Regions from separate parts of the Homo sapiens genome. Here region 1 is linked to region 2. The links are chromatin loops, found by intact Hi-C in ENCODE. Cell type or tissue: GM12878. All regions are shown on one strand. Each heading gives the region's core, and the rest is flanking DNA. Links, peaks and the distances in the headings are about the cores only.

The links. A loop is a pair of places that touch in the nucleus more often than their neighbours do. Peaks named below come from ENCODE experiments on the same cell type or tissue, not always from the same donor. Only the 100,000 strongest peaks of a DNase experiment are listed, where the experiment ranks them.
Region 1: a loop joins it to region 2, with 1.9 times the contacts of the local background. A loop is called at or near these places in 1 of 110 quality-filtered maps.

The regions. Positions count from the first base shown.
Region 1 is chrX:40,405,111-40,408,030 of GRCh38, forward strand. No RefSeq gene overlaps it. Among named protein-coding and RNA genes, the nearest start is that of LINC03099, 140 kb to the left of the region's middle. RefSeq lists an enhancer at 1,284-1,333. In GM12878, for the core only: no CTCF peak of the experiment used is centred there; a DNase peak (open chromatin) is centred at 1,466; H3K27ac peaks cover 761 bases.
Region 2 is chrX:40,314,557-40,317,476 of GRCh38, forward strand. No RefSeq gene overlaps it. Among named protein-coding and RNA genes, the nearest start is that of LINC03099, 53 kb to the left of the region's middle. In GM12878, for the core only: no CTCF peak of the experiment used is centred there; a DNase peak (open chromatin) is centred at 1,463.

The DNA.
Region 1 (2,920 bases), core at 206-2,705, 91 kb after region 2:
GGCTGTGCCGCTTTGATCGCCTTTTCATGTGATAACAATTTTAAAACATTGTTTTCTATAGAGACAATAGAAAGATCAGTCTTTCCTCCAGTGTGCTTGATCTCCTTTTTATAAAATTATTGATAGTGTTGTAAAGTTTCTTTCAGATTCACTAGTTGTCATTGGTAATTAGCTTCCATTGTGATGTATTAAGAGAGTGACATTTTGAAGTAACTGTGGGTCTCCTTCTACTTTACATTTTTGACTACTACTGAGATACTTCTACCTTCCTATCCTATTTGAATTTTGGTATGATGAGTAATTCTTATGTGTGTGTGTGTGTGTGTGTGTGTGTGTGTGAAATTAGCATGAAATTAAGGTGCATATATTGTGCTGCAGTGCTGCATAATTGAATAATAAAATAAAAATTACTCTTATGCTACATGCATTGATGTGTTGATAAGCCTGTGTAGTTTTGACACTAGAGCACTTGTTTCTTCAGGCTGTTTTGCAGCAACATTAGCAATTTTGCATTCCCTTTTTCCTTCTGGATTCACTGGACTCTGTCAGGACAAGATGCGTCAGATATGCTAAAATGCGATCTGAAACACTGGATGGATAAAACTTGCCACTTTTCAAACAGATGCCACTTGTGTTTGTAGGACTGTTACAGTTTCGTGCCCTATGAAACACATGAATTTTGATAAATCCTTTTTTGTGCAAGTCCCATCAGAAAAGAAATAAAAATATATGGTGTGTTATTAATTGCATACACTGCATTATTGAGTCTATTCCTGACAGAAGCAAATTTCCATTTTGACTAGGAAGATTTTCCACAGATTAGCTCCTGGCTCCGTACATTTCAGGCTTTGTTTCTTCTGCTACCTACATATTTTTAGGGGCTGGGTGCCATAAGACACCATGGAAGACTGTATTTTCCAAAATGGTCACGATCAGACCTTCCATCTCACATGCTCTTCTTATAGTGGGATATTGGTATCCCTCTCATTGAGGAGTGGGGCCTGTCTTCCTTCCCCTTATCTGAGTGGGTCTGTGATTACCTCAGAAGTGACACTATGTGACTTCCAAGGTGGTCATAAAAGGCAAGACAGCTTCCACTTGGCCCTCTTGGGACAATCACCCTTAGAACCCAGCCGCCATGCCCAGGCCCCACGGAAAGGCCACAGCCAGCTAGCTGAGGTCTCAGCTCACAGCCAGCATCAACCACCAGATACATGAACTCGGAGCCTTCAGATGATTCCAGCCCCCAGCCTTTGAGCCACCCCAGATGATGCCATGTGAAACCATGAGAAGCTGTCCCTGCAAAGCCCTGCCTATTACAGATTTGTGAACAAAACAAATGACTGTTGTCATTTGAAGCCACTGAGTTCTAGAATGACTTGCTATGTCGCAAGAGATACGCAGGACAGACACATTTATGTTATGAAACAACCTTTGGCACGCACCTTCAAGTCACAATAGTGGGCAAGTCAGCCCAGAGGCAGTAGGAGAATTCCTGAAGGCTATTTCTGCACTGCAATGTGTGATGGTTAGCATCAATTTTACATGGAAGTGGTTGCAAACCCCTAAACAAAAACTAATTGTATCCTCACTTTCATTTCCCCTTAGCCAGAACCCAAATATGCCTGCAGCTGCTCTTGCACCATCTGACCCAATGGGAGGTGTGTTAGAGGGGAAGTTAAACTGGAAACAGATGGTGGTCTGTACAAAACCTTACTACCCCTGAGCCAAGCTTGGAAGGGGCCAGTGTAAGTAAGGGACCTGAAGCTTAAGCTTTATTAGGTTCGCAGTAAATCCACTTCTGTAGCCAATATTTACTGAATGCTTACAAGTGCTATGTCCTGAGCTAAGCTCTTTACATGAACAGTCATATGTTTTTAGATTATGACCCTCTGGGTAGGTATTATTCTTATCCCTATTCTACAGATGAGAAAAGAGAAGCCCAATATAGGTTTCTGTTAAATCATGAATAATCCAATACATTTGGCATGTATTTATTGGGCACTTGATTTTAAAACCAATAACTATTTGTGTATTATCTTAATTGTACAAAGGATATGCAAATTCATTATGGATGTTATACTTACAACAACACTCCAGGCACAAATCTTTTCCTTTTGTTTTTTTAAGAGATGGTGTCTTGCTCCGTCACCCAGGCTGGAGGGAGTGGCACAGTCATAGAACTCCCGGGCTCAAGGTGATCCTCCCGCCTCAGCCTCCCAAGTAGCTGGGACCACAGAATTGCCTAGCTAATTTTTAAATTTTTTGTAGAGATCGGGGCTGGGAGGGTGTCTCACTGTGTTGCCCAGGCTGGTCTCGAACTCCTGGGCTCAAGGGATCCTCCCACCTCAGCCTCCCAAAGTGCTGGAATTACAGGCGTGAGCCACCACACCTGACCAGGCACAAATGTTATGTCCATTTTGTAGAGATGCAAACTGAGGCGAGGCACTGAATGGAGCTGTGATGAAGACCAAGATGCATTCCTCAATCTTGGGAGTCTGACTGCCTCAAAAAGCTAAGAAATGCTTTTAATTTGGACAAAATAACCAAAGACACTGGAGATGTTAGTGTCACATGAGGGAGGAGCCCTGGAGCACTGTGGGTTGGGCAAACAGGCCTTGAGGTAGAGTCTAAGAAGTGGCCCTCCACTCATTTGAAATTTGAGTATCGCCTTAACATTTCACCTAGTAAGGATGTATTTCCTCTTCTGGAGGACTAATGTGGCCTCTTCGGGTAAAATCATGGATAATTAACAAACATTTACTGAGGGCCTTTTGGGTATAAGACGCAGAGCTAGATTCTAGTCTTATCTTTGAAGAGCTTTAAGTCCTGCTGAGAAGAAAAACCAAGTAACAATAATAATGTTAACCACCACTCCAATTCTTTGAGAATCAGTCACCCTGCTAGGCATTTTCCCCCT
Region 2 (2,920 bases), core at 150-2,649:
CAAGACCAACCTGGTCAACATGGTGAAACCCCGTCTCTACTAAATATACAAAAATTAGCCAGGCATGGTGGCAGGCACCTGTAATCCCAGCTACTCAGGAGGCTAAGGCAGGAGAATCGCTTGAACCCGGGAGGTGGAGGTTGCAGTGAGCCGAGATCGCACCATTGTGCTCCAGCCTGGGCAACAAGAGCGAAACTTCATCTCAAAAACAAACAAACAAACAAAAAAAAAACAAAACCAGACAAAAGCTGTATCACCTTTTATGACCTAGTCTTGGAAATCACTTCCAAGTGATAGAGTGGAAGCAGCATCACTTCCACTGTATTCTATTCATTCCATGTGAGTCAGGAAGGCCAGCTTTTGGGGAGGGGCAGGGGATTAGACTCCTCCACCCTTTGATGAGAGGACTGCCACAGAATTCGTGGACATGTTTAAAACCATCACAGTGAGCTGGGCAGTGGCTCACACCTGTAATCCCAGCACTTTGGGAGGCTGAGGCAAGAGGATTGCTTGAGCCCAGGCAGTTCGAGACCAGCCTGGGCAACATAGAGGGACCTCCATCTCTCAAAAAAACAAAAACAAAAACAAAACAGAGAGAGAGAGAGAAAAAAAATAAAGTAAACCACTACAGTGGCTAGGAGATGGTGAACAGCCACTTCACTTGACGGTTTGACTGGACCAACACAATTTTCATTCTCAATTTTCTAACTTGGCTGCTTGTTTCCCACACTGCAGAAAGGCCAGGGCTCAAACTCCCCAGCAGCATATTAGTAACTAAAATGTTTGCACTTAGCGGGCTGGACTCTAGTTAATCCAGCTTCATCATTATGCCAGGAGAGCTCATTCCAACTGAAATTTGACTATTGGTTTTTAATTTTGGTGCCATTTTTCAAGATGATGGCTCTTCTGGCTGACAGTGAATTACCCGGGGTGCAAATTAAATACAATAGAATTGCTAATCAGGCCATTAGAATACATGGACAGGAGGAAAGCTACAAGTTGTCAGACCTGGGTGGGTTCTCTCCTTGCTTTTTGGACAGAATTTGTGTGACTTTGAATGGGCTTATGCATAGAACTGGTACAAATATTGGAAACAGACGCCTGCAGGCAGCGAGGGGGACAGAGCAAGTGGCTGCAAAGCCTGCGATGGTACACTGGTTTGGTTGGTTCCCCTTTGCAGGAAAAATCTTGTCCTATAAGTACTCATGTCCCTGGGGATTGCTGTCTAATGTTCCATACACTCTTCTCATGCAAGGAAGTGTCGAGATTTAATTCTCAACCTCCAGGCCCACAAGGAAGGCACCAAATATCTGACATAATGAACAGTGTTTTCGGATTTCTAAATTTAGAGGGAAGGCGAGAATGCACTAGTGGTTTTTCTCATGTCTAATTCTAAGCAAAGACAGAAAGACCGTCAAAGACTTCATGTAGCACATTCAGTCACAGTTTCTTTGTGTGTGTGTGTGTGTGTTTCTTTAACCCCCACGAGACTAACTGAGAAGAAATAGATTCAGGAGCCACTTCCTAAGGAGGCAGTGCTTGATGCCAAGAGGTAGTTCAGTAAATCAGGAAGTGTTTGACCATTGGAGAAGATAGAGTGTGGTTTTCAAGGGCAAAGATGCAAGCCAGGATGCTGTCCAGTAATGCTGCTAGGAGTGGAGGTGAGCTGGGGATCATATCTGCAAGTGAGGGAGGACTCCTACTGAATCAATCACAGGAAACACTTACCAAGGCCTGCCAGCCATGTCTGACCACTTGAAGTGCTTGCAGCATTTAATTTTCACAGCAGCCGTCTGAGGTGTGGATTATGATCACCCCCATTTAATGGATGTTAACTTGGAGGTTAGGTAACTTCCTGGAGTGTGTTAGTCAGTTTTGCATTGCTATAAAGGAATACCTGAGGCTGGCTAATTTATCAAAAAAAGTACGTTTCTGCAGGCTGTATGAAAAGCATGGCACTGGTGTCTGCTCCTGTTGAGGACTCGGGAAGCTTCCAATCATGGCGGAGAGCAAAGGGGGAGCTGGTGTATCACATGGCAAGAGAGGGAGCAAGAGAGAGATGGGGGAAGGTGCCAGGCTCTCTTAAACAACCAGATCTTGTGTGAACTCATAGAGTGAGAACTCACTCATCACGGCAAGGACAGCACCAAGCCATTCACGAGGGATCCTTCCCCATGACCCAAACACCTCCCACCAGGCCCGCCTCCAACATCAGAGGTCACATTGCAACATAAGATTTGGAGGGGACAAAAACCATCTAAACCACATCACCAGGGTCACCCAACAAGTTCATGGCAGAGCTAGTGTTTATTAGATTGGGTTCAGCTATCAGAGACAGGAGAAAAAATCTGAGTAAGGCATAAACAAGATAGACATCCTTTCTTACAAAAACAAAGATTCAGGGCCAGGTGCGGTGGCTCATGCCTATTATCCCAGCACTTTGGGAGGCCAAGGTGGGAGGATCACTTGAGGCCAGTGATCTCAACATAATGAGACCCTGTCTCTACAAAATTTAAAAAGTAGCCAGTTGTGGTGTGTGCCTGTAGTCCCAGCTACTTGGCAGGCTGAGGAGGGAGGATCACTTTAGACCAGGAGTTGGAGGCTTCAGTGAGCTATGATTGTGCCACTGCACTCCAGCCTGGTTAACAGAGTGAGACTCTGTCTCTAAAAAAGCCCCCAAACCTACGATGTTTTGAGGTATACAGTCTAATTCCATTACAGCAGCTCCATAACCATCTGCCACCCAAGTTCTTCTTTCTTGTTCCTCTACCATCTTCAACACATGATCTCTGCCTTGGGTTGCCAGATAAAATACAGGACAGCCAGTTGAATGTGAATTTCAGATAAATAACAAATAATTTTTTTAGTATGTGTCCCATGCAATATTAAATAATCAAATGACATTGTTTTGTTCTTGTTT